Regions from separate parts of the Homo sapiens genome. Here regions 1, 3, 4 and 5 are each linked to region 2. The links are chromatin loops, found by intact Hi-C in ENCODE. Cell type or tissue: heart left ventricle. All regions are shown on one strand.

Evidence for each region. A loop is a pair of places that touch in the nucleus more often than their neighbours do. Peaks named below come from ENCODE experiments on the same cell type or tissue, not always from the same donor. Only the 100,000 strongest peaks of a DNase experiment are listed, where the experiment ranks them.
Region 1: it touches region 2 in a loop (2.4-fold over the local background); 3 of 110 quality-filtered maps call a loop at or near these places.
Region 3: it touches region 2 in a loop (16-fold over the local background); 15 of 110 quality-filtered maps call a loop at or near these places.
Region 4: a loop joins it to region 2, with 2.3 times the contacts of the local background. A loop is called at or near these places in 3 of 110 quality-filtered maps.
Region 5: a loop joins it to region 2, with 2.4 times the contacts of the local background. A loop is called at or near these places in 7 of 110 quality-filtered maps.

Annotation. Positions count from the first base shown.
Region 1 is chr6:123,614,752-123,619,751 of GRCh38, forward strand. The region is part of intron 1 of TRDN (triadin); the gene reads right to left. The region is part of intron 1 of LOC105377981 (a long non-coding RNA gene); the gene reads left to right. Among named protein-coding and RNA genes, the nearest start is that of TRDN, 20 kb to the right of the region's middle. In heart left ventricle, no CTCF peak of the experiment used is centred here; no DNase peak of the experiment used is centred here; H3K27ac peaks cover 4,087 bases.
Region 2 is chr6:123,516,360-123,521,359 of GRCh38, forward strand. The region is part of intron 5 of TRDN (triadin); the gene reads right to left. It overlaps LOC105377982 (a long non-coding RNA gene), which reads left to right and starts at 3,060. Exons shown (of 6, transcript XR_001743833.2): 1 at 3,060-5,000. In heart left ventricle, no CTCF peak of the experiment used is centred here; a DNase peak (open chromatin) is centred at 2,982; H3K4me3 peaks cover 1,057 bases; H3K27ac peaks cover 4,918 bases.
Region 3 is chr6:123,633,605-123,638,604 of GRCh38, forward strand. TRDN (triadin) reads right to left here and starts at 3,346. Exons shown (of 41, transcript NM_006073.4): 1 at 3,150-3,346. The coding sequence starts at 3,171. All of the region lies in intron 1 of LOC105377981 (a long non-coding RNA gene), which reads left to right. In heart left ventricle, a CTCF peak has its summit at 2,160; no DNase peak of the experiment used is centred here; H3K4me3 peaks cover 3,893 bases; H3K27ac peaks cover 5,000 bases.
Region 4 is chr6:123,413,675-123,418,674 of GRCh38, forward strand. All of the region lies in intron 12 of TRDN (triadin), which reads right to left. Among named protein-coding and RNA genes, the nearest start is that of TRDN-AS1, 23 kb to the right of the region's middle. In heart left ventricle, a CTCF peak has its summit at 2,367 (motif pointing right); no DNase peak of the experiment used is centred here; H3K27ac peaks cover 438 bases.
Region 5 is chr6:123,712,661-123,717,660 of GRCh38, forward strand. No RefSeq gene overlaps it. Among named protein-coding and RNA genes, the nearest start is that of TRDN, 78 kb to the left of the region's middle. In heart left ventricle, a CTCF peak has its summit at 2,809 (motif pointing left); no DNase peak of the experiment used is centred here.

The DNA of each region.
Region 1 (5,000 bases), 98 kb after region 2:
GAAAAGACCACAAAAGCACAGGAAACAAAAGCAAAAATAGACAAATGGGATTATATCAAACTAAAAAGATTCTGCACAGCAAAGGAAACAATCAACATAGTAAAGAAATAACCAACAGAAAAGAATAAAAGATTTGCAAACTATTTGTTTTATAAGATATTAATGTCCAGAATATACAAGAAACTCAAACAATAGCAAAAACAAATAATAAACAAATAGTGTGATTAAAAACCTGGCAAATGAACTGAATAGACATCGCTCAAAAGATACATACAAATGGCCAACAGGTGTATGAAAAAAATACTCAACACCACGAATCATCAGTGAAATGTAAATGAACACCATAATGAGATATCTCACTCCAGTTAGAATGTCTATTATCAAAAAGACAAAAGATAATAAATAATGGCAAGGACATGGAGAAGGGAACTCTCACACACTGTTGGTGGGAATGTAAATTAGTGCAGCCATTATGAAAAATAGTATGGGGCTTCCTCAAAAAACTGAAAATATAACTACCATTGATCCAGGAATCCTACTACTTGGTATATATCCAAACGAATTGAAATCAGTATGTTGAAGAGATAACTGCACTCCCAGGTTTAGTGTGGCACTATTCATGATAACCAAGATATGTAATCAACCTAAGTATCCATCCACAGATGAATGAAGAAAGCAAATGTGGTGTATGCGTCTGTGTGTGTATATATGAATAATGGAATGTGTGTGTGTATGTGTGTGTGTGTATATATATAATGCCCATTCACGTTTGAAAAACATGTATATACACACACACACACACACACACAATGGAATATTATTTGTCCCTAAAAAAGAATGAAATCCTGTCATTCACAGCAACGTGGATGAGCTATGTCAAGTGAGATAGGCTAGACACAAAAAGACAAATATTATTTGTTCTCACTCATATGTGGAAGCTATAAAAGTTGATCTCATAGACGTAGAGAGTAGAATAGTGGTTACTAGAGGCTAGAAAGTGTGGGGATGTGAGGATAGCCAAAGGTTGGTTAATGGATATAAAACTCCAGCTAGATAGGAGGAATAAGTTCTACTGTCCTACAGCATTGTAAAGTGACTATAATTAACAACAATTTTTTGCATATTTTTAATAGCTAGAATAATGGATTTTGAATATTCCCAACAAAAAGAAATGATAAATATTTGATGTGATGAACATGCTAATTACCCTGATTTGATCATTATACATTGTATGTAAGTGTGGAAATATCACATGTAACTCATATATATGTGTCAGTTAAAAATATATAATAAAGCAAAAAAGACCTATAAAAATTAGGCTGGGGGCAGTGGCTGAAGCCTATAATCCTAGCACTTTGGTATGCCGAGGCAGGAGGATCACTTGAGGCTAGGAATTTGAGACCAGCCTTGGCAACACAGTAAGATCCTGTCTCTACAAAAAAAATTAGCTGGGTGTCGTGGCATGTGCCTGTGCTTGCAGCGACTTGGAAGGATCCCTTGAGCCCAGGAGTTTGAGATGCAGTGAGCTATGATCATGCCACTGGACTCCAGCCTGGATAACAGAGTGAGGCCCCATCTCAAAAACGAAAATTATATCCATAATATACGTTATACTTTACATTATTTATAAAGCAGGTTTGCAAAAAAAAAAAAATCAAATGTTTTCTTTTAGTGCTTCATGCAGTGTCTGATATGTTGTAGGAACTCAATATTTATTAAAATCTTTAATTTTACATTTTATTCTGTACATCACAAATCAAATATATGTATACTTCATATTTATTCATATGCATTTATACTGTGTAAATGCTGTATAAACATGTATGTATGATTTCTTACCACTTACAATTTTGCTCTGTTGTTATTGTTGTTTTCCTTCCTGAATATTTTCTTTTAATACTCCTCATCAAAGGTATGTCTACATTCTGCCCTTTAAATAACATCCAGTATTTCCAGGTCAAACTGATACAACTTGCTTTCCTGCAAACCTAACTTTATGCTTATTCCAAATTTCTATTTCTAACTTTTATTTTTACAACAAATTCAGTTAATCACCTTGTCATATCTTCTTGTATCCCACATTCTGATCCCCATTTTTTTTTCTCTAAGTAGTCTTATTTGGAAGATGTTTAAGCACAAAGATTGTTTCAGAAGTTTAAAATCTGCATGATTTTATGCAAGGATTAGAATTCCTAGACAAATGAAAAAATATTTCATGGTGCAAATATAAAAGAAAGACATATTTATTTGAGTTTGAACAACAGAGTGATCACACATCCTTCACCTACCTCAAACAGATCATATTTAGCTGACATGACTATGGGTTTCATGAAATTAATCTCTGACCTGATTTTTTTTAACCACAGCAGTGTCAGCTTTCTATTAATAGGCTCTTATCCAGCTGAAAATGTACATAGCTTCCTGATGTGTGCCAGCCCAGGAACGTGAAGGATACCCATTCCAAAGTAGGGCAAGGTGTCCTGGTCGAAGAACCAGAGGGGTCGTTTTTAAAAGTTCAGTTTAAAATGCAGATAATATGTATTATATATTGCATGTAGGTGGCTGAATATATATACAAACACCATTGATTATAGAACAAGTCACAGTTTGTATTTCAGAAATGCCTGTTGAGTTGAATGGAAGCAGGTTCAATGTAGCAATATTAAGAAGAAATAAATATTGCACAAGCTACAGTCTCTCTCCTAAGGTTTTCAAATATATATTAGTGGAAAAAAAAATAAAGTGCCTCTCTAATTTTGCTGATTATTAGCTGGAAAATGTTACTTGCTAGATAACTTCATTTCTTGGCTTGAAAGTCATTGCTACAGAAAGAATAATCTTGTTCGTCAATGTATCATTAGTTGTCACAATCATGAGCTCTGTGACCTTGATAAAGGAACTCCTTTTTAGTTTCAGATTGCTAATATAAAAGGGAGACTATTTATTTTTAAAAAGATTTATGTAAAAATATTTCATGAAAAATAAATTTGTTTGTTTGTTTTTTGAGACGGAGTTTTGCTCTTGTCACCCAGGCTGGAGTGAAGTGGTGCGATGTTGGTTCACTGCAACCTCTGTCTCCCGGGTCCTAGTGATTCTCCTGCCTCAGCCTCCAAGTAGCTGGGATGACAGGTGCCCGCCAACACACCCGGCTAATTTTTGTATTTTTAGTAGAGATGGGTTTCGCCATGTTGGCCAGGCTGGTCTCAAACTCCTGACCTCAGGTGATCCGCCCATCTCGGCCTCCCAAAGTGCTGTGATTACAAGAATGAGCCACTGCACTGGGCCCAGGAAAAATAAATTTGCCATTCTCCTATGCTAATTTTATATGAGCCCTCTAAAAATTTGTCTTCCAGTGAGTAAGAGAGAGTTATAGTAATCAGATACACACTGGTATATTAGTTTTCTACTGCACCATAACATAGTACCACAAATTTAACACAAATTTATCTTACAATTCTGTACTTGGAAGTCCAACATGGGTCTCAAGGAGCTAAAATCAAAGTGTCTTCAGGGCTACATTCCTTTCTGGGGCCTCTAGAGAGAATCCATCTCCTTGTACTTTCTACCTTCTACAGGTTGCCACATAACTTGGCTCATAGCTTCTTCCTCTATCTTCAAAGCCAGTGCTGGCTGATTGCATCTCCCGCTGGCCACCAACAGAAAAAGTTCTCCAATTTTGAGGACTTCCGTGATTTTATTGGGCCCACCCAGATAATTCAGGGTCCTCTCTCCCGCTCGAGGTTCTTAATAAAACCACATCTGCAAATTCTCTTTTCCAGGTAAGGTAACATATTTACAGATTCTGGGGATTAGGACATGAATATTTTGGGGGACAATTATTCTGTATACCACAACCAATATTCTCACTACTCTTCATCAGTAGACATTGTGTGAGCACTCTCTTATGCACAGTTTGTTTAGGCCTGCTCAGTGAAATTAAGTATTGCTCAAAATCCATGGCTCACAACCGTGTATCTTTTGGGCATTCTAATTTAAAAAATGCCCATTCACATTTGCAAAATTGTCAAGTTGTGTGACAACCTTAGTTGAGAATCTGCTTTTTTCTCTCCTCCTCCTCTTTCTCATCCTCTTCCTTCTTCTCCCCTCTCTCCTCCTCTTCTTCCTTGTTCTTTTTTATGAATTTCTCTCCAGTAACTCAAACATTTTATTATAATAATCAACATTTATTAAATATATTTTACTAAAGGAATAAATGTGTAAATAAATCAATGATGAAACTGAAGAAGTATAACAATTATAAAATTGCCTAGCGTCATGTTGAATTTGGCTGAAACAACTGTACACTAAATAAGTTACCATTATTCATTGGGTAATGTAGTATTATGAACTTAGTGTGCAAGATTGCAAGATACATTAGAAGTGAGGAGATTACAAAAATGCTAATATAATGTATTATCTGTAGCTGCATAATAAAAGATTCCAAAGTTTAGTGGCCTAAAACAACTGTAATCATTTATTTTGCCCAGAAATTTGTAATTTGGTTAGAGTTCAGCAGGTATGGCCTGCCTCTGCTCCACAGTTGTCACATGTGGTGGCTCTACTGGGGACTAGAGGATCCATTATCAAGATGACTCATTCACATTGCTGGAAAGTTGGTGCTGGCTGTTGGCTGGAAGCTTGGCTGGGTTTGCAGGTCAAGGTCTTGGTCTCTTTCATTATGGGCCTGCCTCCAGGCTGCTTTAATTTTTTCACAGCATAGTTTCAAAAGCAGGTATCCCAAACCAGCAACCTGGATATGTCTGGTATTTTTATGATCTAACCTTGGAAGTCATTTTCACTGTATGTTCTTTGTTGAAGCTGTTATACAAGTCTGTTTGTGTTTAACGGGAGGAAAAGTAGACCTCACCTCTCAAGAGAAGAAGAGTCAAGATCACAGTATAAGAAGAACACATGAGATGGGAAATCTTGCTGCAGCCACTTTTGAAAAATACAATCTGTCACATACAGACATCCATATATGAAATAACAGGAGTTTAAAT
Region 2 (5,000 bases):
CAAGATAATTACAGATTTATTTCCTATTTCTATTTTATTTCATATCCAAGCACAAACTAGTACCCAAACCAAGTCTGATTGCAAAGATAAGAATACCCCCGTCAGCTTTTCCAAATCTTTAATTGAAATAATTGGAAAATTTTAAAAAATTATTATGCCATATGCCAAAGGAGCCCGGCTTTGATATTGGATGAATGCTTGAAATATGAGGATGAAAATATAGAGACATAATTTTCTGATCTTGAAGCAAAGAACTATCAACTTAAACAGTATGTGTTAATCGTCTACAGAAACATTCTACACTAAATGTTTTAAAAAATATACTGGAATAAGACTATAAAATACCAAATCTTTCCAACAAAAATAAAATTTAATTTAATATGAGCAGTGATCTCATCAATTATTACAACAGGACTAAAATTTAAGTCATAATCTTACCCCATACCTTAGTCATAATTCTTATTCATTATCCATGCTAGAAACATGAGACTCATCCCAATTTGTCTTTCTCTTATATTTTTCCTTTTCATTCATTCACCACGCTCTTTCAATCATGTCTTTTTGATATTCCTCTTCCTCATTTTCTTTTATCCAATATTATTTTCCCTAACTATCATTTATTTATACAAGAATATAGAAAGAACACTTGCTATGTGCTAAAGACTCTCCTCAACAAGATAGAGTTCATTCCTGTCGCCATGATGTCAATAAGCTAATGACTAGTGGATGCTAAGCAAATAATTACAAAGGTGGGTAACTGCAGGGAGTCGAACTGCTATGAAGAAAATATGTAAGGTGGAATGTTGATGTATGAAATGACCTAATCTAATCTGTTTGTTAGGGGAAGAGCCCTTGGCAGAAATGACATTTAAGAGTATGAGAAATGAGAAGAAATTAGCCTAGTAAGAGATTAGGAGGGAAAAGGGGAAGAGACCAATTTCCAGTTCAGAAGTTGAAGCAGGATGTCTCTTTTGGGCATATTATTATACCTATCATAATATTATAATACCCTGACTTCTCTTTTGAACCTTTAGATTTTATATTTTTATGTCTCATATTAACCTTTCTAACATGAAAATTCGATATCATTGACTCCTCTGTTACAAATATTAGTGCCTCCTCACTGCTTAGTATGGTATCTGTCACATAGTGGGTGCTATATCAAAATAAAAATATTTTACTGCTCTAGTGATCTGACATTTTCTTACCAACCCCATGTTTACCAACCCAATGTCATCTACAAAGAATTTCTCCTTGAACTTTATATTCTCATTATAACTAAATGCTAGTAGCTCCACAAGCACACCACATGCCCTCATGATGCCTTTATGTCTCTGCCTGTATGTGTCTTCCACCTAGAATTACCACACCCACATTCATTCGTTTTCCTTTCCCTATTCCATGCACTCTTTCCTCTTGGTTCAAATGCCTCCTTCTCTGTAACATTTTCTTTGATCTCTATTTATTCCATTCACCAATTGCACCATGTACATAATTATATTTCAGCAATTCAATAATAATATTGATATTGTTAATATCTCTACTCAGTAAATGAAATCCTTAGGGGCTACATCATATTTATTTTATTTTTTTACATTTCCAAGTCATCACAAGGTCTCAGTCACATAGTGGACTCTGTAATATTTTTGAATAAGTGAAATTCTAAAATATGTTAAGAGCTAGTTTTATCGTCTAGTTAAATTCTATTTATGGATGATGATGTGGTAGAGCTATAATAGACACTGCTTGCTTCCAATTATGTGAAACTTTTGACAATTTATTGAAATTTCTCAAATAATCAAAACCTAATGAGAAAAAGGAGAAAAAAACTCACCTTAAAACATTGAGATATTATTTTTTTCCACATTTAATGGTTCTTTTAGTTGTTTATTCGCTACTCAGTTCAATATAAATAGCTCACAAAATAAGGCAAGGAAATCACTATTCATACTGACCACAAATGGTTTATTTTGGTTCCTTTGAATCCCTATTAATTAAGCAGAAAACCAAGAGAAAATCTTGGCAAAAACAAAGCGTCTTTTAAAGTTTCTCTGAGGGGGAACCAAGTTTGTGTGAGATAAGCTGTGCTTTCAGAGCCCTGATTGGAAAGACCCACAGGGGAACACCTAATCTGTGTCTCTGTCTCTGTAAGGAATGAGGACTCACCCACCTTGGACAGCTGGTTGTCCATTCCACTAAAGGATTTTCAGATTGACGTGTGCAAAGGCATAAATGGGAGAATTAACACAAAATCAAAAGAGCAAAGGGACTGAATTCGGACTGAAATTAGCATATTAATGCCTCATTCCTGTTACCCTAGGGAGAAATCCAGTTCCTCCCAGTTGAAGTGTTGATTTACAGACCCTGTACTGTATGCTAGCATTTTATTATCCCCCTCAGAAATGGCATCACAACACTTCTTAGTGAAGCAGCTGGACCCTTGGGCCCTAGGGAGCTGTTCATAATGGCAGACAGCCACTGAAGCTCCTTGGACAGAAACTTCAAACTTTGGCAAGACTGTGCTCAAATACCAAGTTTTGAAATGACTTTCAACACAGCAATGCAACAATCAGCAACTGCCTTGGTAATCACTCTAAAATAAAAATCACCTATAGAGCAGCTGCATTCGCTTGAGCGTCTCTGCTTAGAGCCCACAACCAGGAGTTTTCATATGGAAGAAGAGTACCTCCTTGTCACCAGCCCTATTTGGCAAGTTATATCTTAGCCAGGACAGTTTTTAGCTCAGGACAGAATAAGCTTCTTGCACCTGCTAGAGTTTAATTTGTTTGTCATCCTTATTTACAAGAAACAAAAGTCCCTTCGGTATGCTGATAATTAAAAACAAATGGAATCCACCAGTTGGAATGGCCCTGATGTCTGGCATCTGAGTTGGCATGGGCCTGCTGTTCCTGCCCTTGCCCAGACTCTGACCTTTCCCTGACCAGAACATTCAGCTCAACTGGACCCAAGCACATCTCTCACCCTCCCATCTGGCCCCTTTCCAGCCCTCCCCAAGCTGTGCTCTGTGTTTTTGTTTTTGACCCTGGCAGTCACCAGGCAGACTATGTCTTTTTCTCAAGTATATCAGAGCTCATAATCTGCCTGACCCTGTGGTTTTTTTTTTTTTTTTTTAAACAGGGAAAACACTCCCTTGGGGTCAAATCATGGGAGCCAGGTTATCAGAGTTCTTTACTTAATCGTCCTGTTCTTAGGTTGAAAATCAAAAATTGTAATGCCAAAATTTGTAAAGTACTGATTTGTATAGGCTACTACATTCTTCAATTGATGGCTAGCAAATCAATTCAACCAAACTCTAGAACATACTTGACTTTAGACTACTGCATAGGACTAATCTTGAGTACCCAACCAAAAAAAAAAAATCAGATGGATAATCAGGTAAGCATTATATCTTTTCATTATTAACAGAAAAAATCTTTGAGGAGCATCATTACCTGTAATAAATTTTACTGATTTTTCTTTTAACTAATTCCTCTCATTTTCACATTTCTTGTGCTTTTTTGTTAGGTATTAGTGCTAAAATACTCTATAGACTTTAAGTAGGTGAACATTTCAAACAGCTTCATAAAATTCATATATATCTATATTTTAATTTGTAATGTTTTATGAAAGAGCATGATACACATTCATTTTAAACCCTTAAAAAAATTCTGTTTCAGCCACCATTAAACAATAAGGCCAGATCTCTTGGTTAGTGTGTATGTCTTTGTGTGTATGTTTCTTTTTTATTTTTGGTAGCTAATTTGTAGAAGTTCAGTTCTGTGGTAAGGCAAGATGATCTCTATGCTTTTTAAGAGAAAATCATGAACTTAATAGAAATGCAATATTGAGTTAAAAATCTTCTTAAATATTATATTATCCATTTTTCCTAAAGGAAGAATTTATTATTTTAACTTTAATATAAGCATGCAATTTCAGAGCTGATAGGAATATAAGAAGTAACTACCCTGAACTTCTTTGTCTGTGGATAAGAAAATATGCTCATAAGAGTCCGTGACAGACCAGGAAAAGAATGTAGTTATCTAATTGCTAAACCAGGACTCTCCTTCAAAACTACGCAGCCATGTCTGTTCCAGGTTCTGTGCAGACTATAAACTTGTTCTCATAAGCCAAAATGTGCTGACCGAATTCTCCAAGCACATTATCTGTGATCTACCTTCCAATAATGCACATACTTCTTTTTCATAATAAAAGTACTTTCATTTACCTATTAAAGTGAAGATCAGGCAAATTACCCAAAGTTGTAAAGCTAATCTGATACTTACGCGTTAAATCACAAAAGATATTTTATAATTCTAAAATATTAGTTTTATTTTCAAATTCAATTTAAATGTATGGACAATTTCCCCTTCTCCTGGGGCTACATAGCCATAGTAAGAACTGTAATCGCTTTCTCATAAGTGAACATTCACTATGGACACTGTGATGCATAGCTTTGTGCACACTCTTCTGGTTTCCTTGTCCAGGTTTATTTTTCATGATTGCCAGAGAGGGAAAGAAAATATATTTTGTACTTTAAGGAGTTAATGAAGTGCAGCTAAGAGAAGACAAAAATAAAAGTTTATACAGTACAGGAAGACTAAATGAATTTGTGGGCTTTAAGAGCATTTTTATAAAGGGCTTCAGGATATTTAAATATATTTTAATGTATTTGATTGCATTTTGACTTTTGAGCCTCACCATCAGCTAAATCCCTTGTCAGCCTATGACTCCAATCCTGCAATTGTTTCCCAAAAACTGAAGGAGTTCTAGACAAATCAGTGTTATTATTCTGAATCACCCTTTTTAAAAACAATCCTTTGTTTTTTGTGCATATGATATTGTTATGGGTTGAATTGTGTCTCCCCAAAAATATATGTTGAAGTCATTAGCCCCAGAGCCTAAGAATGTGACTTTATTTGGAAATAAGGTTTTTACAGAGACAATCCAAGTTTAAGTCATGAGGCTAGTCCCTAATCCAATAGGACTGATGTCCTTATAAA
Region 3 (5,000 bases), 120 kb after region 2:
CATTGCTGTTATAATTATCTTTATTAATTTATTTTGCCAGAATCAAAGGTGTTATTACCCTAAAATCCTTTGGAGTTCAACTTTGTCCTATTTCTAATTTATCTATTACTCTGTACCTGAAACACAATTCTGTATTTAGCATTATTTCCTTTCTTCCACTGGATGAAGTAAGCCAGCTTGGAACCTGCAGTGGAAATTGATGTGAGCAACTAGGTGAGGTTATAGGCACGACATGCACTGTAGTTGAATAAGCACTGGGATGAGCCATGGGAGGCATGAAATTTATCCTCAGATCTCTCCTAATTTCCCATGACCATGAGACAGTCATATAATCTGTATGAGCCTTGTCTTCCCAAAACTTGAGATGAGAACAGTTAACTAGAGCTTTCTAAGGTAATGAGTTATCTCTTATATTCTTAAGTGCCACAAACTGTTTTGTGTGTGTGCGTGATAAATGGATGGAAAAGGTAATTGATTGATAGGTGGCATAGGTCTACTGATAGAGTGCTTACATTTCAGTAATGTGTCCAAAAGTGATTGCAAGCCCCAGGCGTGATGGTTCTTGCCTGTATTCCCAATGTTTTGGGAGGCAGAGGCAAGAGAATCTTGGCTTGAGGCCAGTAGTTAAGTACAGCCTGGTCAACATAAGGAGGTCGTGTCTTTACAAAAATAATAATAAAAAAAAAATTAGCCAGGCATGGTGGTGCACACCTGTAGTCCTAACTACTTCTGATGCTGAGGTAGAAAGATTGCTGGAACCCAGGAGTTTGAGACTGCAGTGAGCTATGATCATGCCACTGCATTCCAATATGGGTGACAGAGAAAAATTCTGCTCTAAAAAAAATAAAATAAATAAATAAATGGTTGAAAAAAATATAGCAGATGAGATAAAATAAGACTATTTCAGGCTCAGAAAATAGCCTGTACCAAGGCACTGTACAAAGGTATACCTTTTATAAAAGACTGGAGGAAGACAATTGTAGCTAGGGCACAAAAGGTGAGAATTGCAAAGATAACATGAAACTGTGTAGTAACAAAGTGTGAAAAAACTTTGGATATCATCAAAGAATGACTGTGCTTCCTTAAAAGATGAGTTCATTTGAGTTGGCAGTCTAATTTTCATTTGAGAAATATTATTAATAAATCATTCCAGAAAACAAAAAAAAATGCATAATTGATGTTCAGATAACATAGATCCTATGAACTGTTAAGGCCCGGAAGTGGAAAATGACCATCACCCAAGAATTAGATGGTATTTCTACTTTTTAATTTTATTACTAATGTAATTATTTTTATGGGTAACTCCAGAAGGTCTTCCAAGGCCCTTTTAAACCCCCGCAGAGCAAAGGCAGAAACAAAAGCTCTATTTCATAATCAAGAATTTTCCTGTAAAAAGTCTTTTGAATCAAATGCAAGTTCTACAAAACATAATCCACAAGCAAGCCCAAGATGGTTTAGTCAACTGACCTCCTGAATCACCTGGGAGCCCAAACCCTGAACAGAGGTAGAGAAACAGAAGATTAAGACGCTCGTAGCTATCTTAATAACTTGTGCAGAGCTAAACAAGAAGTTTTTATACATAGCTTTCTTTAAGGCAAACTAAAAGCAACATGACACAGAATATCTAAGGAATAGGAAAAATGCTATTTATATTTAGTTAGCAAATTCTGAACTAAAATTGGTAAAGAGTAAACCTGATATCCTCTCACAGAAAAGAAAACACACACACACACACACACACACACACAAACAAGATTTAAAGGGGCTGGGTTTAAATGTTGGTAATGCTGGTCTTGAGCAAGTCACATAACATTTTAGTTACAGTTCCTTTTTCTGCCAAACTGAGATAATAATGCCTACTTAATTGAATTGTGTCAGTTTTAAATAAGTAAACACACATAACGTTCTGAGCAAAATACCTAACACATAGAAATCTCTCAGTAATTGTTATTAATACGAGGTGTCAGACTGAATTTCTCAGTGCAAGGTACAAATAAGGCACTTCTTATAAATATTGACTAAAAATCTCCAACAGAAATTACTGTGTGTCCATACTAATTTCTACCCTCAAAAATAAAAACAAATATTCTATTTTTCAGTTGTATTATTCAAAGCAAACCAGCACAGCATTTAACTTGGAAGTTGTTAAGAGCACCACCTGTCTGATTTTCTTACAGCTGTCAGAAGCAAATTTTAGATCCACCTCCAAAAGTTTTACCTCAACTAGAACCAGACTGTGTCTGTATTCAAAGTAATTTAGTTTTGAAGGTTTCCTTCATTCTAAGAAATACGTACATATATATATGAAGTATATATGAAATATAAATATATATAACTAGCAACCATCAAATAGAAGATATGTATTATAGTATGTAGCTTTCAGTAAAGCATTGAAACAGAAAATATTTATTGTAACATAAAGATAGAATTTACCATTTAGAGGAAAATGAAGAATGAATTTACAAAAAGAACCAGAATTCTAACACTTAATTGCTTTATTTTAAAAATCATACTGATTCACAGTAAGTTTGTGGAATTCCAGTCTTTATCTCTGAATTTCCATTAATGGTCAAATAAATACAAATTTTATGGGAACACTTATGTCTTAAATTGTATATAAATCATATATATGTATGTGTGTTTTACATACCCTAGTAGGAAAGGAAAAACAAATTTAAGGTCTCCATTTAAAAATATCATAAAGCAGAAATGCTTCAAATTACTTTTTAAGTTTAAGTAAGCATTAGTGTAATATTTTAAGTAAGCATTAGTGTAATATTTTAAGTTCATCATGGTCTCCATCCTTGAAAACTTTGTAATTTTTGCTGGATAAGATATCGGCCATCATGTTACATGACCATAGCTATTTATAGAGGTGTGAGTAACAACTGTTAACTAGTGGGGCCTTTGGTATAGCAGAGAACAGTTTCCACATGCAAAATTTAAGAGAAATCTCTTTTTGCTCCCCCAATATACAGATCTGGCAGCCTCTCAGCTCCTAAATCCACTTCTCAGATCCTGTATAGAATCATTGACCAAGGCAATTACCTTAAAGCAACATTTTAAATGGACACATCGACAGTTAATGTGGCTGTCGATTTGCATATTTTTTTTCCTTACTTGATACTATCGGAAAATGGTAGCAATACCTTCAGCAGTGATCTCAGTCATGGTGGTCGTCAAAAGTAAAAGTCAGTTGAAAAGTTCCCGTCAAGTTGCACTTTGCAGAGTATTTGGGGATTTGAGAACTCTGGTGGAGGGTTCTGTGTCAAAACCTGGGGGCTCTTCGTTTTCCTGGCTGTTTCTGCTGCTTCTTTGTTGTCCTGTTGAACTTTGCCTCTCCTCTGCAGAGTTCTCCCCCTGGAAACAACCTAAGCCCTTTCCAAGCAGCACTTGTGGCTCAGCTAGAAGTATCAGCTTCAAACAAAAATAGCCTCATCTCCCTAGGACTCTTCAGCACTTTTTTTTTTCTTTTTTGGCACTCTAGAGGAACACACACACAGACACACCAGCTCTTCAGCCCCAAAGAGAGAAAGGCAAAAAACAAACAAACAAACAAAAAAAACCAAATGAACTACAAAGTACCATCTAAGCCCCCGCAGTTTCTCTAAGATAATTACAGATCCTGGGGTCTATGTCAGAAAACATGAAATAAAGAGTTGAAAGTAATCTTATCCGTGAGAGCTCAGATTTATTCTTAGTGCTCTTAATGCTCAGAACATTCTTCTTTCCCTTATTTGGTTTGGGGAGGGTCCCAAATGTCTATCACAGGCAAAAGGGAGGGTAGTCTTGAGTAATTTTCTAGAAGTTATGTTCCTGTTGATACAAATCCACTTAGCAAGTGCAGTTATTTATATAGGGCTACACTTAAAATTGCAACTATTAAATCTTGAAGCTTTCTTTTAAAGTAGTCATATTGTAGAAGATTAATATTTTCTGAACACTGGCCAATAAGAATTATGTAATGTGAATTTATAGTGTGATACTTGAAAAACATTGGATTGATGAATTACTATCTTTTTAATTCTCTCTACTACCTTACTAAGAACTAAATACCTGCATTTATCCATGCAGTAAAAAGGAAGGGAAGGTGACATAAAGTTTAGTAGTCCACAGCCAATATTTAAGTAAAGTATTTCCTTATCTCAACTTAAAAAAAAAAGGATTATAGCAGCCACTAACAATTAACCAAATTGGCTGATTAGCATTTCACCTTCCCACTCCTAGACAGGTGTTAATGAGCAAAAAAATATTCAATAGTTGGTAGTTGGAAGCAAAAGGAGAATCGAAGGGCATTGATAATCATAAACTCTAGCCAATCTGTGAATAATCAAGGGTTGACTACACTTTTATTTTATTCTCATATTCAACCTAATAAATGCTTGTAGTTTAATCTTTTAGCTTGAACTTGATACTTTTCGTTTTCAGACCTCCCGAATTCCTATGGTACTTCATAGATCATGAAGCAAAGCCATGTTTGTTATTTTTAAAATTCAGGCTCAGAAGAGTGCTGCAACAGCTATTTCCATAGGCAATGACCTCCTCCCTGTTAGTGGTTCTGTCTTAATCTACTGCCCCCATTCCTGACACAATAGAAAGTTGCTCATTTACCAGCTGAATACATAAATTAGTAACAAATCTTAATTTACAAGGAGGAAATGATTACATGATTACATTCATGATTTTATTCAATTCCTATATCTAGGACTGGGCCTAGAGCCTTTTAACTACAAGTTTGCTATCTTCCCCAAGAAATGAGGCCTTGTTGCAGATACTATGACTTAAGGTAAAGGGGGTCACTGCAAATTAGGCCCACTAGCGGGATGAAAAGATACAAAATCCTCAAGAGCAGCTTCCCAGAGCTCTGGGTTGGTCTAAGGAGGTATCCTAAGAGAAAAGCCCTCCTTACATTGCCCCCCACAAAGAATCTCCAGTCAATAGTGCCACAGCAGTTCCAATTGTTTTGAAAAACGTAGCACTTCATATCTCCATTCATCAGT
Region 4 (5,000 bases), 100 kb before region 2:
TATAGTTTCCCAAAAGGCATTCTTGAAGGTATTTTTTCACATAAAATTGTAACAAATTTCATTGGCTTTGAAGATGTGCTTGCCTATTATAACAGACATGTCAAAAACCATTGACAAATCATGAATAGGCTTCTTACAGATAAAGAGATAGTCAACAGTGTCAAATGCAAAATCTTTTTAGTAATGACTAAATCCAGAGACTCTCAGAAGAGGATGAAGCCCCCTACTCACCATTAGACATCTCTACCAGATTAAGAGTTATCCATTACTAAGTGTTGGTTAGTAAAGGTTCAAGGGGTAACTAGTTTTCTCTTGCATTCAGCCCATTTTCTTACCTTTTAATCACACATCAGAAGGCACCTTTTCAAATGCTTTGCTACACATGCATCAAGCCTGCACAATTTCTCTGATCTTCAAGTTCGCTATCTGATGAAGAATTAAGGTTAATTTTACATGACTTCTTTAATTTTGATGAACCTATGCCACATCTTTGCATTTAGCATTCCTTTAAGTTCCAATTAATAATACTTTCCGAAATATTGATCAAGGTTAACCTTAAGGTTACTAAATCCTTTCTATTGAGATTTTTTTAAAAAAATTCTAGAAACCACTGAAATGTCATTAAAACACAGAATAAGTGTTACCTCATGTTTAACGAGAACGTACTCCATAGGATATATAGAAATATGTGAGTTATAGGAATTTTCACATTGCCATGATATTCTGAGATTCATTGCTTGAGGGAGGCTGTCCATGGAATATATTGGATATTAGTAAGCAGTTGACATTGTCCTAGAGTTCATTTGATAAATAACAAATGCATATATACAAATATCAGCTTTTCTTTCAGTCAGGAAAAATCAAATCTTTTATTCTGTATGTTGTGGAGGTTTTAGCTGAATAGAAAATATATGTGTAATAATAAAGAGTTCCCAATCAAGAACTTGGAAGCAGGAAAATGGAATTGCCATTCTGAGAGTTAAGTCTTAAAACACACATTACATTTTAGGGGAAAAACCACTATATGCAAATTTAGTGATTCGCATAATAGTTTTGCCAAAATTTCTCTCTTTAAGTATTCTGCTCACAATTAGTAATATAAGAATCTTTTGATTATTGCTGGAAAATGAGTACCCTAGGATTATTACTGATTTCATTCTCCTAGGTAAAAATGTAATGATAATACAATTTTGAATATCGTTTCAGTTTTACTTACATCTATATACAGAAACTTTAACATATCAAATTTTATTAAATAATTACATGAATAAGAAGTAAAACTAGATAATATTTATATTTAAGGAGTCCTTTCTAATTCATTCATTCAGCAAATATTAATTGAGCATCTACTCTGTGCCAGATGCCACTCTAGGCTCTGTGAACACAATTATTAAACACTCAGAGGCTTGTCCTTTTGTAGCTTTGCATACTTCTTGGTAATATAAATGTATGATGGATATTTCAGAACAGTGCTTACTACAAATAAGGAATTCAACTAAATGCTTATTGAGTGATCAGGCTGAACTATCCTTACAAACTAGTTACTTATTTATATTTAATTTTCCCATGAGACATGATTTGACCTTTAGCTTATCAAATGCTACATACCAAACACATACAAATTATAAAAATATTTACCATGTATTGGATACTTGTAATATTCCAAGTACTGGGCTAGACAGCTTACCTAGATTTTCTCATTTAACCTTGACAAGATCGCTGTAACGTTAGAACCATTAGAGTCTTTCCAGAGAAGGAAACTAAGGCTCATCCATAGAACTTGCAGGTGACTGAGGCAAGGCTCAAAGCCAGACAGTCTAAGCAGGTAGCCCTTAAGATAAACACCCATGTAATGTTAAAACATAGTTCTTTCTATCCCATATGTAAATTTATATTTATTAGGCAAACACTATATAAAAATAGTAAGTGTACTAGCCAAATAATCATAACCACAAATATCACAATAAAAAGAAAATGATGTGGTCTCTCTCTGGATTCAAGAATACTACTGTTGTAGAGACCTAAGAAAGAAGACCTAATAAAGGTCAATGGTACCTCAGTGATAAGTAGACATTAGGCTAATTTCAATTTAATAGCAATTTATTTATTCCCTACTATGTGAACTGCATTGCATATACTGTATAGACAAAAATAACTACTGGGCTAAACTAAAAGATTCCTCAAAGCACAGAACAACATCAGCGAATACTTTAGTCGAGTTTCCATATTCTAGTTTTATATGTGCTCAATAGACATATTTACCTAGGAGGATAAGTATTATTGAAAGTTTTAGCACTGCTGGGCCTAAATGTTTTTGGTTTTGCAAATACTCCAGGATGGAGTATGACGTTCACAACTACGACCACCAGATGGCACTAGTCTTATCCTTTTCTGAAGAGAATTTCATATGCAAAATTCAGTGACAGCAGTGTCACTAAAGTTAAGGGGACAGAGCAAGAGGCAACTAAACAAATTTTCCAGCCAACAAAACACACGAGAAATGTGTTTATGTTAATTCTAATTGTTTTCACTTTTATAATTGCTTAAAATGATCTGTACTCAGGCCCTTTGAAAGCATCAGACCTCACTCAGGATAATATCTTTTGTGATCCAGATCTCCACAACTCGGTTAACTTCACCTCCTACCACCTGCTCCTCACTCATGCTATTCTATTCCACTGCTTCTTTTCCTGTTCCCTGATCATTGGGGTTTTTGCATTTCTTCTGTGTGAAGGTTGCATTTTTACTGTATGAAACTATTTTCACAAATGTGTGTGCAGCTCACTCCTTTCTTCATCCAAGTCTCTGTTCAGATAGCATCTCCTTAGACAGCCCTTCCCAGACCACCCAGTGAAAACACAGCACCTTCCATATTCTCTATCCACTTGCCCTCTCAATTCTTCATAGCAAGTATCATTCTCGGATATCATACTACATGCCCTTTATGATTTGTCTCCTTCACTGGACTATGAAGTTCTATAAATGCAAAAACTTTGTCTCCTTGTCACCATTATTCTTTTCCTCTTTTTTTCTTTTTTTTTAGTTGACAGAGTCTTGCTCTGTTGCACTCAGGCTGGAGTGCAGCGGCATAATCTCAGCTCGCTGAAACCTCCGTCTCCCGGGTCCAAGCGATTCTCTCGCCTCAGTTTCTCAAGTAGCTAGGATTACAGGCATCTGCCACCAAGCCTAGCTAATTTTTTGTATTTTTAATAGAGATGGGGCTTCACCATATTGGCCAGGCTGGACTTGAGCTCCTGACCTTAGGTGATCCACCTGCCTCCGTCTCCCAAAGTTGTGGGATTACAGGCGTGAGCCACCACGCCCAGCCACCATTATTCTTTAGTACCCAGAAAAGCATCTTTCTAATGAAAGGACTCAATAAGTGAACAAATGAATTAATGAAGGAATACCTAAGGAGAATAAGAGAATCATTAAGTCTATACAAATCATTTCTCAAGAATGAGGATTTGCATACCACCAAGGTCACTCTCAGTCCTGCATCTCCCTTTATATCTGTCTCATAAAATTATTATGTTATGATCTCTCCAAATTTGAAATTTTCTAAATTAATTTGAGGGAAGCATATTAAGTCTACCTTTCAGATTCAGGTATTATTGGCCTAAAATCCTACAATATAAAATTTTTTGATCCCTATTACCAAAATCACAGAGTGCAATTTGGTTTTACTTTCAGCTAACTGAGATAGGAATGGCTTTCCGTGTTCAGTTCCAGGGATACAAATTATTCTTTATATTCTAATGCAGGAAGACTGGTAGCAATGTATATAAATAACATTATAAAGGGCTATTTCTGTGATTGTTTTGAAGATCAGAAATATGGTCAAAGGGGCTCTTTCAATGCCTTTATAAAGCGAAATCACAAAGGTCAGCCAATGAGAAGAGAAAAGAGGTTTCTTTTTTCCTCATTCCCCCACGTATCCTTGCCCTTTTGTACTGTAAATTGCACAAGCTGGCATTTAAATGCACAATGTCAAAGGCAGAGCACATGCATTCAACCTGTGCAAAAAGACAGCTGGCTAGGGGCAGAAAGAGAAAAATACTGCCCTAAAGCCTTCAGGGCCAAGCTGCCAATGATACATCCCATCTCTCCGGTTTCTCATATCACAGTATTTGCCCTGTGGACAAAGAAGAAGTAGCCAAAGGAGCACTTTCCTTCTGACAGAGCAGAGCAGCTATATTCCACCTCTGAGACCAATAACCCCTCCTAGCTGCTTTTGTTAAGCAAAGACACCAGGGATGATGATCTGAACCATTTCAGCCCTTAAATCACGTTTGTAACAGTGGCTATTTTTGTCAAGGGCTAACTCCACATTTTGCTTATTTGGCTCTCACAATTAAAATTACTCATCCAGGACTGGGTAAGTATAACACACAAATGAAAGTGGGATTCAGACACTAATAAGAACATGCTGTAATAATTTTGACCCAGAGGTAGCTTGTCATAATAGGTAGGGTAAGTGTGACCGTTATTTCCCTGGTTTAGGAATACACACCAGCTGGCAAGGAAGGGTGGATGTTCGCACTGTTGCCCTCCAGCAACTCAGTAGGAAAAAGACTAAAAAAATCCATTTGTGCTCACATCATCAAATACGTCTTCAGCTGTTGTTTCATGCTGTGTGTGTGTGTATGTGTGTGTGTGTGTGGTTAAACTAAGCAGCTGAAAAGCAAGTTACTGAATCAAGTAGTTGCTAAATCCAAACTTTTTTTAATGTTTTGATTTAGAAATAAAAATTCAGGACCATCTACCTAAGTTTCCATTCTTTCTTTTTTCCTGCTCCAACATAGGCAATGATACCATACAACATACTTTCATCCCAAACACTGGCACCCTAAAAGCAGTGATTTTCCAAAAGAACAAGTACCTCTTCACTCACCCTCAGCTCCCATGGAGGTAGGTGGCTACAAGAATCTCAGAATCTTGTTATAGTTTGACAAAGTCTCATACTTTGAGACTTTGCAAGGTACTCTTTCCTCTACACT
Region 5 (5,000 bases), 200 kb after region 2:
AGGGCGCCCAATAACATGTCATGATCCCTTGAACAAGCTGTTAGATCTGAAAGCCATTAATTGAAAAGGAGTCTGAGTCCCAAATAGATCACTGTGCCGACAGACTCACTCATTTAGTTATTTTCCAAGTCTCTAATATATAATTTGGATAGATATATTTGGCTGTGAGCTGAAACTTCACATTAGGTCCTTGTCCCGAGGGGTATGGGTTATCAGATGGAGAAGGCTAAGCAGATAACACTGAAACATCTTTATACGAATAAGCCAAGAGAATGACAAAAACAATATTGCATCCTGAGTGGATAGTGGAAAATAGTACCACCTTTAAGGATCTAAAACAAGAGTTGGCAAACTATGACCCATATGCTAAATCCATCTCACCATCTGTTTTTTGTAAGTAAAGTTTTACTGGAGTCCATCTGTTTACGTGTTATATGTTATAGCTGCTTTCACATGACAACAGCAGAGATGAATTGTTGCAATAGAGATAATATAACCTGAAATGCTTAAACTATTTGTTATATGTGCCTTTTCAAAAAAAGTTTACCAAACCCTGTTCTAAAGGGTACAAGGGCAGTAATCTTCATCATATCTCAATTTAATTCACCAGCCTGGCTCCTGAAATCAGACAGATGCAGCGGAGTCACAGTAGACTACCACGAACTCACAGGTATAGTAGTGCCGATTTCAGCCACCTTGAGAGATAGAGTGCTCTTACCGGAGCAAAGTAATATGGTCTCCAGTATGTGACATGCAACCCTGGATTTGGCAGATGCATTCTTCCCTTTACCTGTTATAAAAGAGGATCATACATAATTCACATGAACATGGAATAAATAAAATTATATGTTTATAGTTGCCCCATAGCTATGTAAACTCTCCTAGCTTCTGTTGAAAGACAGCATAAAGAGATCTGGATCATCAGAACATTTCGGAAACCATCACATCCATGATGTACATAAATAACATCATGCTAATTGGGCCAGAGGAGCATATGAGAGGCCTTGGTAGGACAGTCATGCTTCAGAGGGAGTGAGATAAATCCCATAAAGATTCAGGGGTCCACCATATGAATAAAACTTTCCAAGGACTGGTGTTTAGAAACAAGCAGGTATATCTCATCCAAGGTAACAGTTAAGTTATTTAATCTTGTCTTACTCGCAATGAAGAAGATAGTACAATACCCTACAGGTGTCTTTGCATTTTGGGGATAACATATTCTTTTTTTTTTTTTTTTTTTTTGAGATGGAGTCTCACTCTGTCACCCAGGCTGGAGTGCAGTGGTGTGATCTCAGCTCACTGCAACCTCTGCCGCCCAGGTTCAAGCAATTCTTCTGCCTCAGCCTCCTGAGTAGCTGGGATTACAGGTGCCTGCCACCACACCCGGCTAATTTTTTTGTAGTTTTTAGTAGAGATAGGGTTTCACCATCTTGACCAGGCTGGTCTTGAACTTCTGATGGCTCTGTCTCATATCCCAATGATACAAAAAGATGTTGGCTTTCAATTTACCCTAGAGCAGGAAAGGTCCCTGCAGTAAGTCCAGGCTGCAGAACAAGCAGCCCTGCCCTTGGGCAATACATCCAGAAGACCCTAAGGTATTAGAATATATTAATGGGAAAGGTACAACATGAGGAATTTATATTAAATCTCAGTGGGAGAATCCAAATTCAGACCACTGGAGTTCCCAAGAAGGACTTGACATCTTCAGAGGGAGATTACATTGGGGCTCAGAAAGCAATACCCCAAAATGAAGGCCTCAGTAGCCACCTCAGAAACAAGAGTATTTCCCTGACCTTCTCCTGTTCCCCTCTCTCTCAGTCCCATTCTCCCTGAGGCTAGCGATAGAAACTAGAATCCCTCTTCCAGAAGGTGGGTCATAGAAACAAGAACCTCTTTTACCCCAAAGCCAGTCATAAAACCTAAAAATATTACTCTACCTTTCCCTCTGTCCTATCTATGTAAAACTTGGCCATAAAAAGATGATCTGACCTATCTTTTTTGACTGTGGGTCATAAGACCCCCATTCCAGAGAAGTCCTGCCCCACACCCGGAAGGAAGGAATGCATGCTCACAGAGGTCAAGAAGATTCTAGACTGACAAGCCTCACTGGGCTTCCCTCACTCAATCTGTTAGCATTAGAGCATATCTTTTTGTCCAATCATATTTCTACATGGCTGTCTATACTTTGTTGAAGCTAAGCATTAAAATGGGCCATTTCCCCTGTGTCTTTGTGTCTTCATTCTGAAGATATCATTCTGTGTATAGACATTAAATTAATTTGTATACCTTTCCTCCTATTAATCAATCTGCCTCATATGAGTAATTCTCAGCAAAGCTTGAAGGAGCCAAAGTCTTTGGCCCCTATCTGATATACCTTTTGAGAAATGACTCCTTTTGTTCAACAGTGCCGTGAAGAGGCCTTGGCATAGCAGATGTTACAGTCTGATTTTTGAGTAAGTGGTACTGTTGAATCAAATTATCCCACCAGGGAAGAAGGTTTAGGATAAAATGGGTAATAACGGGAAGCAATAAAGATTATGGCAAGTAGAAAGGAGGCACAAATGAATCAAAACTCCAGGAAAGGAAGTGATAATATTATTCCCACAAGAGCATCTTGGAACAAGAGAATAATACTCTCAGCCATTTCTGTCAGATTATATTTTGATGAATGGCCAATGCTGGGAGAAATCACCTGATCTGTTTTCTGCAGAGAAGAAAAATAAAATTCATGCTTATTTACTAGCTCTTGTTTGGACTCCACCTGAATAATTTCGAAAAAGATGTAATACAGTGCCCCCTGGTGACTCAACTGACCAATAGCCAATTAGAACTGCTAATTAATTGTAGCTACCATTTTACTATTTATAGACTGTATTTACTACTTGGTTCTTTTTCAGATAACCAGAGAACTAAATTGCCTGTGAATTACACAAAGCATGGGTTCATGAACAGTTTAGCATCTGCGCACCGTGTGTCAGTTAATCAAGATGGCAGCACACTGCTAAAGGAGTTGCCTGGGAATTATAAGAAGCACATTGCTCTTGGCTGCCTCGTGTGCCAGAGCTAGCTTTTCCCTTCTGACCATATCAAATGTGAATGTAGACTGAATAACTTTCGGGAAAGTAGAAATAGAACCAAGAGAGCCCTGAGGAGAATGAGAAATAGGAATAACATAGTTATATACCATAGAACAACATGCCCATTTGAAGTTTTATGAAACACCCAATATTTTGGGCGTTTATTATGTACCTAAATTGTGCCCATGCTACAAATGCCTGAGAGTAACAACATATATGGTGGCCCAATCAGCATGCATCCCCATCTAGCCAGACATGACATGGGAATATTAGAAAGTGGTCACTGATAACCGGGTCCGGCAAAAATATCCTTTCTGAAGGCTCATTATTGTGATAAAAAGAGCTGCTAATACAAATTCATACTGCATTACAAGGAGGCCAATAGTAAATGTGGAAAGAAAATGAAGTGATTTGTGAGTGGGATAGAAGTATAATCAAGCTAACAGAACACCATACCCGTTATCAGTACTAAGTGAGGACTTATCATCTCTCCCAGTGTTTCAGTTATCTATTACTGCATAATAAACCACCCCAAAACACAGGCACTTCAACATCAATGCTTATCTCCAGTGGTTCTGAGGGCTGACTGGGCTCAGCTATGAAGTTCTAATGTGGGTCTCGTAGGTGGTTATAATCAATTGGTGGCTGAGGCTGGTGTCTTTTGAAGACTAGATGGGGCTGCATGCTTAAGAAAAAATTTTACTACCGTAGCTAGCACCTTAGCTGGGATGGATAGAATAGATAGGAGCTATCTGGGGGTCTCTCTCTGCAGGATAGCTATACGTAGCTAACTCAGGCTCTCTCATAGCATGATGGTCTCAAGATAGTCAGACATTATACATGAGGTTGACTTTCCCCAGTGTGAGCATTTCAGGTGAAAGCTTCAAGGCTTCTTATGAAATAGCCTTAGGAATCACAGAGTTTTACATCTACCACATTCTGTTGCTCAAGAGTGAGTCACTGGCGTCAGAACTGAACCAATGAAAGACTCTATACTGTGTTGTCTCCGGACAACCTGAAAGTCTTACTCCAAACAGCTGCATATTATGTCAAACATTATGTTAATCCCTCTGATGCAGTCAAGTGGTTTTTGTTTTTACTAATAGAATTAACTGAAAATCAGTTGGTAATCCCCAGGACACAAAATACTGATTTGAAGCCTGCCACTGATAGAATACCTCTGAAAAATGACTTGGTGAAAAGGAAATAAATGTGTAAAAAATTATACACACACTTTAATAGGTACATATAAAGAAGTTCAAATCACTTTTGATGACTGAAAACTAGGAAGAGAGTATCAACGGGGGATATGGTCATAATTAACATATATTATAAAGATAATTTCAACTCTCTATTGATGATTCACATTCTGGTAATTATTGGGATAGTCATAGATTTATATATTTGTGTTAAAAACTGCAGAAATTTTTGTAAGACTTTAAAAAGAGATTCCTGAGAAACATGAAGCAAGGAGAAACGGATGCAGGTCAGAGGATGGCCTGGGAAGGACAGATTTCACAGGAGGTCTGAAACTATCTCCTCAGAGGTATTCAAACCATCAGATTCTCAACTGGGGAAGGGATAAATTCTTAGGGCAAAAAAAAATCTTACTTCTTATGTATAAAGTACAAATAGTATACAAGATAATAAAAATTGCGGCATAAAAATTTCATGGGTTACGTTTAGAAAAAATGTATAAAAAGTTTCTGTAGATGGGTAGTAATGACAAAAAGATTGAGAAATCAGGTCTTAAGTCAATTTTGCCTTGGACAGACAGCCTTGTATATGTTCTAATGGCATTTACTATCTGAAAAATAGCTAAATTTCTGATCCATGGGGCTTTTAGCATAATATTCCCATTTTGCCTAGATTGCTAATTATTACCATACCAGAAATTTATAAACTTATGGAGTTCAGTTGCCT